Regions from separate parts of the Mus musculus genome. Here all the other regions are linked to region 1. Evidence: chromatin loops called from intact Hi-C (ENCODE). Cell type or tissue: heart. All regions are shown on one strand.

Region 1 (2,500 bases):
CAGTGAGGCAGTCAGAGCCTAGAATACTTGCATAATTCACCATCCTGGGGGAGGGGGCGGCTGGATTCAGTACTTCAAGGGAACTACAAAGAGTTCAATTATATAACGAAAAAATATCACTCCCTTTAATTAACAAAACTTCAAGGCACTCACTGTTACTTGAGTCTGACCTCTAGAATTTTCACTTCCTGCATTAGTGGGTGCTTCCCCAGAGCAACTCCCTAGACCTCTGTACTCAGCACCACTATTTACACCGCTCAAAAAGCGTAAGACACGTTGTTCCAAACAGTTTAAGAAAATCCGCTCTTGACTGTTCATTAAAGGGTGAGAACTAGCCAGTCAGCCCTCCAGAGTTGAAAGTCAGCACCTTTAGCTAACTCCTCTATCTCTCTCTCCTCCCCCAGAACCCTGGCAGTCCATACTGTGAAGGAGTGGCACCAAGGGCCCTTCCCCCTTACATGAAGCATCCTTCTGGATGGCTGTGGAGATAACCTAACTTCAAAAGTGCACTGGAAACAATGATGGGTGGCCTAGCCCAGCTTTATGGGCCTCTCCCCAGCCAGTCTTTGATGACCACTATCCAAAGTCCCATAGCCTCAAACTTAAGAGCAAAGCCAGCACTGGATGTTCTTGGAACCACAGACCTTCTCACTACTCCAGTCTCCCAAGATCAGTGCATGGAAATTTAAGCCAAAAAACGCTGTAAATTTCAGGTTTTATTGTTGGAAAATGTTTCTAAGCTCGCACAGTGGTAGTACTAAATCCAGGGCGGACTTGGGTAGTGGTACCAACTCCTCGGTTGTTTTCACAGCTGGCTTAATCAATCACCCTTTCTTAAAAGCACTATTGGCAGGTGAGAAATTCCTGGCGTCCAGGTCACACCCGGAACTCCTCAGCATCAATTAGAGCTGAAAGAGGATGTAGTGGAAGGGAGTGGGGCTGAAAAAGCTCTGGGCTGTCCCAAGGGATCTCTGGCGCTGGAAAGCGGATCTGGTACCAGGTAGGCTCTGGTCCAGGGAAAAAGAGTCAGGACAGCCAGGAAACCTCAAGAATACGCCGGAGCGCGAGGAGAAAAGTGCAAGATTCCTTGAACTGTCATCGCAAGAAGGGAGGTAAAGGAGGTGAGAAGGCAGGCGTGCCAGAGAAGGAGCAGGAGGTCAGCCCCCAGGAAGACTGCGCGGCAGGCAGAGCAGTGCCTGGGGCTAGGGCATGCAGTCCGGCCACAGCCAGGCTGTACGGCGCAGGCGAGGTCGGCTGCAAAGTTGGTGGACCCGGGGCACCTTACCTTCTGGTCCACGATGGAACAAGCCATCTCCCGGACATGCGCCAGGCTGTAGTCGCCAGAGGAGTCCTGCAGGAGCAGCACCGGCTCGCGGCTCAGGCCGATCTGCAGATGGAACGAGATGCCCCCCGCCGGGGCGGCCCCAGGCGCCGGGAAGGGCGCGGGCCCGGAGCCTGGGACCAGCGCAGCGGCGGCAGCAGCCACGGCGGCCGCGGCGGGCAGGAGCGGGCTAGGCGGTCGCAGCAGCGGAGGGACGCTCATCGCGCCAGTGAGCCCCAAAGTTTGGCGGACGTGGGGCGCGGCGCCGCTGCCTGCGGCGGCGGAGAAGAACCACCAAACTTTCCGGGAAAGTCCGCGCGCGGGGACAGGGCGCGCGACCGGAGCTGGTGAGGGCGGGAGCCGCGAAGATGGCCGAGCGGAGCCGGGGCCGGCGGGCGGGCAGGCGAGCAGGCGGGCGCGCGGCAGCGCGGGGGAGGCGCCCAGCTACTGCGGCCGCGGCGCGCTCCGCTCCGGGGACCACGGCGGGTCCGCGCGACCGGCGCCGGCGGGGCGGGGCGGGGCGAGGGCGGCGCCGCGGAGCCGACGAGGGGAACCGGAGCCCGACGGGGAGCCGCCCCCTGCGCGCAGCAGCCGCCCCAGCCCACTCGGCGGACTCTAAAGCCGCGGACCCGCCCATTCAGGGCAGTCCTGACCACCCCCTTCCAAGCGCCCGCACAGGAGTGGACCGGGAAACGCCAGCCTGGTAGAGCCCACCTAACGGGGGACTCCCTCTGGGAGCCCTCGAGTTTGTTAAAGGGCCAGTCAGCTGACCTCTTTAAAACCGTGTCTCTCTTGTAATAGCGGAGTCTGTATCCTTTCCATCAACCCCACCTGCTCCACCCACCGCCTTCTTAAGGGTCTAAATAGGGTTCTTGCTTTCTACTTTGTTTTGTGTTTGGAACTTCTGTGTTTCAGCCTCTTCAAAACTGTCAACCTTAACCTGGCTTTCTAGGAGCAATTCCAGCCCCACACCCACAGCACTAATTTTGATCTGATTATACTGGTGGCTGGGCAAAAAGAGGTGCTTCAGAGACAGTAGAGCCTGACTATATTTCTGTCCTTTCTATCGGGATGGGTTCTTTGCATCTGTAGATGTACAGGGACCCTATTTGGTTTAACAGGCTGCAATGATTGTTATCAGAGGCCTTCTGATAATTCTTAGTAAATTCTGAACAGGCT
Region 2 (2,500 bases), 100 kb before region 1:
TGTTAAAACCTGAATATTTAAATTATCTGTTCTATGTTTGTTTGTATGTATGTATGTACATAGGTATGTACGGGTATGCAAGTATATGGCCTAATGTGGGGACACTTACAACACACAGAAGAACATTACCCCATCTATCTATACCTATATCTCCATCTCCATATCCATATCTATATCTATATCTATCTATACAGTCACAAAACAACACGTCCAAGGGACTGCAAAGAGGAATGTTTTGACGTATATTTCTCTTTAAAACTTCTCCTTTTTAAATTTATTTTAACATGGGTCTATAACTGAAATAAAATGATACCACTTTCTCCCTCGCCTCCAGCTCTCCCGTTCCCCTTCTGCTGACAATATCTTTTTCATTTATTGTTTTGATTACATACAATTATTGTACACTTAGGACACAAGAAATGATCTGAAATGGACTGACTTGCATTTATGGTTTGATATATATATCCTACTTCTCCACAGAGGTCTTACACATCTTTTAATCTTATTCCCAAATGGCCTAAAATATTATTTCTTTTGTAGGTAGCATTATTTTCTATTTTTTTTGTGCAAATGTACTGCTTTAGATATATAGGATTTTTTCAACATACATACACACACACACATATATATACATACATATATATATGTATATATAATATATATTTGATCCTATTTTCATGATTATAATAAAATAAAAAATACAAATAATACTCTGGGACCAGGCATGATTACCCATAACTTAACCTTGTAGCAGTCAGGAGGCTGGGCCAGGAAGGCCATGTCTGTAAGACAGTCTGGAACTGTAGGACCCATAAAGGTAGCTTTGGCCAAAAGCAAAAAAACAAAAACCAAACAAAGCAAAACTATGCCTGCCTTCCCCTCTCAGAGACCCTCAGCAGGCTGCCCACATTCCAGCTGATGGCCTTTCTCCCGTGGGCATGCATGCTGGAATTTAAAACAAGACCACATCAAGTTGGCAAGGAGACATGGTGGTAAGATAGGGAAGAAATGAGGGGAGTGGACAGGGGGTGGATTTGATCAAAACACATTACATGCATATATGAAAGTCTCAGACAACTTAAAAAGACTCTAGAAACTTCAGAGTAATCTATGTAAAAACGCTCCTTTACTCGGGAGTCAACTCTACATAGAAAACCCTAAGTCATTTTTAAAATGTGAAGTCCCTATTAACTGGAAGACTGGCCATGTAACCACTTAAAACTGAAAATATGTATTTGATGCTGGCACAGTTACTTATGTTTTCCCTAGGCAAACGTTGAAACATTTGCCAAAGGCCAAACAACCATAGTGTAATAAGAATATGAATTCTCCAGGTTGAGTTTCTAGACTATCTGGGACAGGTGAGAATTCTGTGCTGCTTTTTATGCTGGGTTGTAAGAGCAAAGGACCAAGGGATCCTTCCCACCAAAGGGTAGTGTGCAGCTATGTCTGTGGGGCCCTCCAGGCTGGCTACACGGAGGACACTTAGCCCTGCCAGGCAGGGTCTACTATGATGATGGAAGAAATCAGTTTTCTACTACACAACTCAGCACACTGTAAATACTCCACAGAGACTACCAATTAATATCAACAATACAGCATGCTCTAACAGAGAGCTCTCAAGGGCTGAGCTCCCAAGTCTCAGAGAAAATGATACACCTCCTTCCTGCATCTACTACTCCTTGCCCCATCAGAGGATGCTCCCTCACTCATAGCCAACTTCAGCCTTCAGCCCCCTTTGCAGACACCTGAAGAACTGTGCAAACAAACAAACAACAAAAAAAAAAAGAAGTTTAGGATCTAAATTAATTTTTACCACTGCTAACTCTGTACCTCTGATAAACACATTGGGCTGTTCATTAGCAAAAATGGAATTTGAATTTCAAAGATGAATGAATATTCATTCCCTCTAAGTAATTACATACTAAGGTGTTCACATGTATTTGTTGAATGAAAGACTGAATTAATGAATGGATATGTGCAGACATCTCCCTAATCTGGCTTCTCCTTTCTCTTTACTTGCTAAATGTCATGCAGCTTTGTTTTAGAGTTAAAATATCACCCTGGAAGTGCAGGGAGCATAAATAGAACAGCACTCTGCCCATGACCTCACTTGGCAGTATCCTGCTGTCCCAATACATAATTAATCACTGCCAGCAGTAGTCAGGTGTAGGCATGCCAATGATTCTATGTCACAGTTTGCCAGGTGGGGCAAATTATTGCATCTTCATCTCGCCAAGCTTTGAGCCTGCAAGTCTGACAAAAAGCACTTATGAGCCTCCTGAGGTAGGAGAATGATGTTGGCTGACTATCAATGTCTCCTTTCTTGCAGTGCCCTAGTTCTTAAGGATGCCTCGCTGCTGGATATACCAGTGAACAAAGGAAAGGGACTTGTCCCTGACCCTTCTTGGGCTCTACAAGTTCTCAATATCTTCCCTCTTAAGTCCACATGTGCCCCAACCACAGTGAGTACGCCTGACTTCAATGTATGGTCTCAAAG
Region 3 (2,500 bases), 140 kb before region 1:
ATATGTGCCCAGTTTCCAGTTCTTCCAATCAGAAGCCTCAATTATGAAGCAATCAAAATCTTACATTAAGACAACCATAACCTTTTTGCTGAGTAACTGCAGAAGGCTTACTCTTGTCCTGAGGGTGTTTGTAATTTACTGAGAATTATCCCAACAGGAAAAGTTTTACAAGTCATTGCCAACTAGACATGACTGGAGCAAGGTTTTCTGAAGTAGTAGCTCTACCTCAGTAGCAGCCATAACTTTAAAAGTCACTGTAGTGGAGTTTCCTCAGAACAATGGAGGCAAGTTCAAATGTTCCAGACTTCTACTGCCAGCAACCAAGCTGATTGGCTAAGTGCTTGTTCCTTTAGACAGGCAAGAGCACAGGGCTGAAGAACCTGCCTACACAGCTTTGTTGCGTCAAAAGACTGAAACCAACACTAAACCATGCTTACAATAAGTATGTGGAGAATGAATATTCGTAACCTTAGTCAACAATTCTTAACTTCTGACCATGTGCTCTCAGGGGACTGTGTTCCCCAATGTGTCTTAAAACCAGAAATTATGATGAAAGCCTGCTTACCTTGATCACCATAACACAAATAACATACATTCCTGCTCTAAAGAGAGGTAGAATAAATACATCCTGTTTACCACAAGTGCTCACAGCTATTCCTCCAGTAAATAATGAGCAAATGTTTAAACATGCTGTCTGTTGCTAGAGATACTGTGATAAACAAAACCAGACACTATTCCTGACACTCATGAGACTTCATGTAGAAGACACTGTATATAAAGTATAATTAGGGAGTCAGACTGCCCTAATAAGAACCCAAAATAAATGTCTAACAACAGAGTGAGGAGATGACCCTTTTAGAGAAATTATCATATAAAGATAGACTAGGAAAAAAAATGAGTATAACCTAAACAAGGAGTTAGAAAAAACATCTCCCAGGTGAGACATTTCAGCTAATATTCAACGAAAAAAATAGTAACTTCAGTTGAAAAGCATTAGCAATATAAATATTAAGCAAAACAACCATTAGTTCAAAAGTTATATTTTTATTATTTCTCTAAATAATGATATTATATCCTTCAATCAATTGTACAAAAAAAAATTACTGGCTTCCATATAATGCAAGCCATTCTGCAATTCGTAGCAGTCCAGTTTGAACTCTGAGCACAAGGCCACATCTCTCTGGAGCTCTGAACACGCATGAGCTACTGATTCACATAAGAATCCCTTCAACCCAGGCCTTGGTCCAGGATCAACTGTTAAACAGCATATCCCATAGCATCAGCTGCACGTTAATAACAGTTTGAAGAAAGTTTGGGAAATGTGACACACACTACCAAGGTCCAGAAAATTCACCAAATATATAATGATATCCATACGAGAGATACAAGTCCTCATCATCTTTCCCTATTTTAGTCATTCAGTTGTATCTACATATCTAGTGTTTGTGAGTCCTGTATATGTACTGACTCATACATTTCATTCTTTTTTTAATTAGATATTCTCTTCATTTACATTTCAAATGCTATCCCCTTTCCTAGATTCCTCTCTGAAAGTCCCCTATACCATCCCCTCACCCTGCTCCCCAACCCACCCACTCCTGCTTCCTGGCCCTGGCATTCACCTGTACTGAGTTATATAATCTTAGCAAAACCAAGGGTCTCTCCTCCCATTGATGGTCGACTAGGCCATACTCTGCTATATATGCAACTAGAGATGGAAGGAAGGACCATCCAGAGACTGCCCCACCTTGAGAATCCATCCCATAAACCACCACAAAACCCAGGCACTATTGCATATACCAACAAGATTGTGCTGATAGGACCCTGATACAGCTATCTCTTGTGAGGCTATGCCTGTGCCTGGCAAATACAGAAGTAGATGCTCACAGTCATCTATTGGATGAAACACAGGTCCCCCAATGAAGGAGCTAGACAAAGTACCCAAGGTACTGAAGGGGTCTGCAACCCTATAGGAGGAAAAACAATATAAACTAACCATGTATTTCATTCTTAGATTGACTTATTTTGTTGATTGCATCTCAGGACCACTGAAGGGATAAAATGAACAAACATGTATTTCTAAGAAGGCACAACCAACAGGAAATACTTCCTGAGTGTTTGTTGTTACTGAAGGAAACAACGATCATGAGACAATTCACTAGAGCAGCTGAATAAAATACTCAGCCTCTTCCTGCACTATACAAACTCAGAGACTAATCTTTGCCTTGGTTTCTAGAACTGTAGTACAATTCACATGATTTCAAATTGACCAAAGCGAGGAAACATGCTAAGTCTTTTCCTTATTACCAATTTTTGTAGATCTTCTGTTTCAATATATATGTATATATCACTTTTCCTCAAAACTAACCTGCATTTGGTTAAGAATAACAGCTAATCTTTTAAAGCTCAGTCCTATACTTACTAATATTATGACCCATTTGCATTAATTTCACGACTTCATATACTCTGCTAAACCAAGCCAAGGCTATGGATCTCATAT
Region 4 (2,500 bases), 140 kb before region 1:
ACTCATAAAGACAAAGCAATAAAGGGATAGCATCATGGGAGATGTTTATGAACGTCACTTTGAAAAGTCTTTCATTTACCTTTACAAGGTAATATAAGGCTATCTTAAAAGCAATCTAGTTTACCTCAGAAGTATCTGAGAGCTCTAGTCTATCTCAGTAGCTCAACACCTTGAAGGGGTTAAAAAGGAATAGTGTATTCTGGAAGAACCAAGATGTTTAAGATAGGTTAAATGTGCAGATGTCATACTCATTATCTACAGTGAGTCTTTGCCCAAATCCATATGCTTTTGTTTTCACTGTGAAGGCAATGGTGCATAAAAAGTTAAAAAGGAAAGATTTCAATAAGATGCTTTAATAAGCATGTGAATCTTAATGTAAATGAAAAAGACCAAAATGAAAGTTGGGGGTGAATAGAGAATCAAGTGAAAATCAAGGCCTTACTCTAAATTTGCAGAAAATAAAAAGCTTGTTGAGATATAAACATGCTAAGAATAAGAATGTTCTACCTTCAAAACACCAAATACAAAAGTTCAAATCTATACTGCCAACAAACTATGGATGGTGGATTGCCCTCCCAGCTCCACTGTTCTTAGGAAATACAACTCTGCCTGTAATCCAACATACACACTGTGACCAACCACCCTCTACTCTCAAGCTCCTCTCAAAAGGCTGAAGATGGACCATTCTCCAAATTGATAGCATTTCAGCGGAACTAGGTGTGCTAATCTTTGCTTCTTTCCCCCAACACACTTGCTTCTCTTCATCTCGGCCCATTCTGTTTTCTCTCTGTCTGCAAACACTTAGGGAAACAACATCTTGCAATTGGACAGAACTTCTCTTCATATACCAAGGCCACAATCAAAACATGTCAGTGACCTGCATTTACTTGGACAGTCTGTTCCCCTTTGACTCTTAAAATAAAAGCAATCTTTATTTTTAGAAATCAGGATTTCCTTTCACTGCAAAGGTTACGGCCCAGACACATTTGAACACTTGAGTGTCTGTGATGACTTTGGCAGACTGCTCACTTCTAAGCTGTGGCTTTCCATGAAGAACCTCCAGATCTCTGAGGGTCCCAATTCTTATTTTCCAAGTGTGTGATTGCTCTTCTCCCTTAACTAGGATCATGACCTTATCACCTCAGGAGAACTTCAGTTAAGCAAGGAATAATATGCCTTCTCAGAGGCTCCATGGATAACAGAAGACCTTAGGGGCTTACTTACAGAACCTCTCTGCTTATCTCCACTCTCTCTGCAGTGACCCTTCTCCAGAGTCTCAGATGGTCATGTCCAGCTGGCCCCGAAGCTGTGGTGCTCCCTACTCCACTAGCAAGTACGCTGTGGCCACCTGACTCCCATCTCAGCCAAAATACCATTACATATTTATCTCACTGCAGAGATGTGTATAGATTCTACTAGCTGGAATGCAAACTCATTTAAGAAGCAGCTGTGTGCATATGGTTTATCCTACAATCAGGTCAGTGCAAGAGAAAGAACAGACGATTGACAAAGTGTCATTACATGTCTAAAACAGAGCTGCCATATTGTCACCATCCCTTTTCAGCTTTGCTCATTGATCACTCAGCACATCTTCACTTAGTTTAAAATCTATCCAGAACAAGATAGTCTGATACTAATTTCACACATAATTAACTCTTCTAGATATCCAATGACCCACTTTATGATGTGGAGAGTGTTGAATAATACCAACACATCTCATCAATTTATGACTTTTTTTGTGAAATCTTGTTTAGGGGTCTATGGTTTAGGTTCACCATTTCTCTAAGATATTTCCTGTTTTAATTCCATAACATCCAATTGCCAATAGATGGCATATAATTCTTCAAGTTTTTATGTTTTAAAATTATAGTAGATTGTACTCACATGCACTGTGTTCTCTCACGGCATATTATTACTAGCAATGGGTTCCTCAAAGAGAGCATCAAAATGTTTTCTTATCCATAATGAAATTAACAACTATAATTTCAAAGATAGACCTATATTATACTGTACTATATAGTATTTGTACTGTTGGGTATTTCAAAATATGTATGTAGAACTACAAAGATAACTCAGTGGATAAAGTACACACTACACAAGCCAGAAGACCAAAGTTGGATCCCTAGCACCCACAGAAAAGCTAGCCACAGATGCACACATCTATAACCTGTGTGCTACATGGCAAGAAACAGAAGATCCTGGTGGCCAATCAGCAAGCCAATCCAGCAAAAATGGTAGCTACAGATTCAGTGAGAGGTCCAGTCTCAAAAACTAACAAGGCAGAAAAAGACAGAGGAAAACAGTTGATGGTGGTCTCTAGTTTTGACACAATCAAACAAAGAGGAGCATGCTTACACACACATATAGCATACATGCACGCACACGCACACACACACACATACATGCAAAATGTATAAAATATATTTATATCACCATAACTAGAATGGTTATTCTCAATTATCAAAGTGATGTGAACTAAAATCATCTAAAAAATGGGCCT

The links. Peaks named below come from ENCODE experiments on the same cell type or tissue, not always from the same donor. Only the 100,000 strongest peaks of a DNase experiment are listed, where the experiment ranks them.
Region 2: it touches region 1 in a loop (4-fold over the local background); 9 of 42 quality-filtered maps call a loop at or near these places.
Region 3: a loop joins it to region 1, with 2.3 times the contacts of the local background. A loop is called at or near these places in 4 of 42 quality-filtered maps.
Region 4: a loop joins it to region 1, with 2.5 times the contacts of the local background. A loop is called at or near these places in 4 of 42 quality-filtered maps.

What each region holds. Positions count from the first base shown.
Region 1 is chr12:50,647,431-50,649,930 of GRCm38, forward strand. It overlaps Prkd1 (protein kinase D1), which reads right to left and starts at 1,819. Exons shown (of 19, transcript NM_008858.4): 1 at 1,286-1,819. The coding sequence starts at 1,543. In heart, a CTCF peak has its summit at 1,339; DNase peaks (open chromatin) are centred at 1,191, 1,271 and 1,881; H3K4me3 peaks cover 2,478 bases; H3K27ac peaks cover 2,236 bases.
Region 2 is chr12:50,547,820-50,550,319 of GRCm38, forward strand. The region is part of intron 1 of Prkd1 (protein kinase D1); the gene reads right to left. Among named protein-coding and RNA genes, the nearest start is that of Prkd1, 100 kb to the right of the region's middle. In heart, no CTCF peak of the experiment used is centred here; no DNase peak of the experiment used is centred here.
Region 3 is chr12:50,506,148-50,508,647 of GRCm38, forward strand. The region is part of intron 1 of Prkd1 (protein kinase D1); the gene reads right to left. Among named protein-coding and RNA genes, the nearest start is that of Prkd1, 140 kb to the right of the region's middle. In heart, no CTCF peak of the experiment used is centred here; no DNase peak of the experiment used is centred here.
Region 4 is chr12:50,510,730-50,513,229 of GRCm38, forward strand. All of the region lies in intron 1 of Prkd1 (protein kinase D1), which reads right to left. Among named protein-coding and RNA genes, the nearest start is that of Prkd1, 140 kb to the right of the region's middle. In heart, no CTCF peak of the experiment used is centred here; a DNase peak (open chromatin) is centred at 982.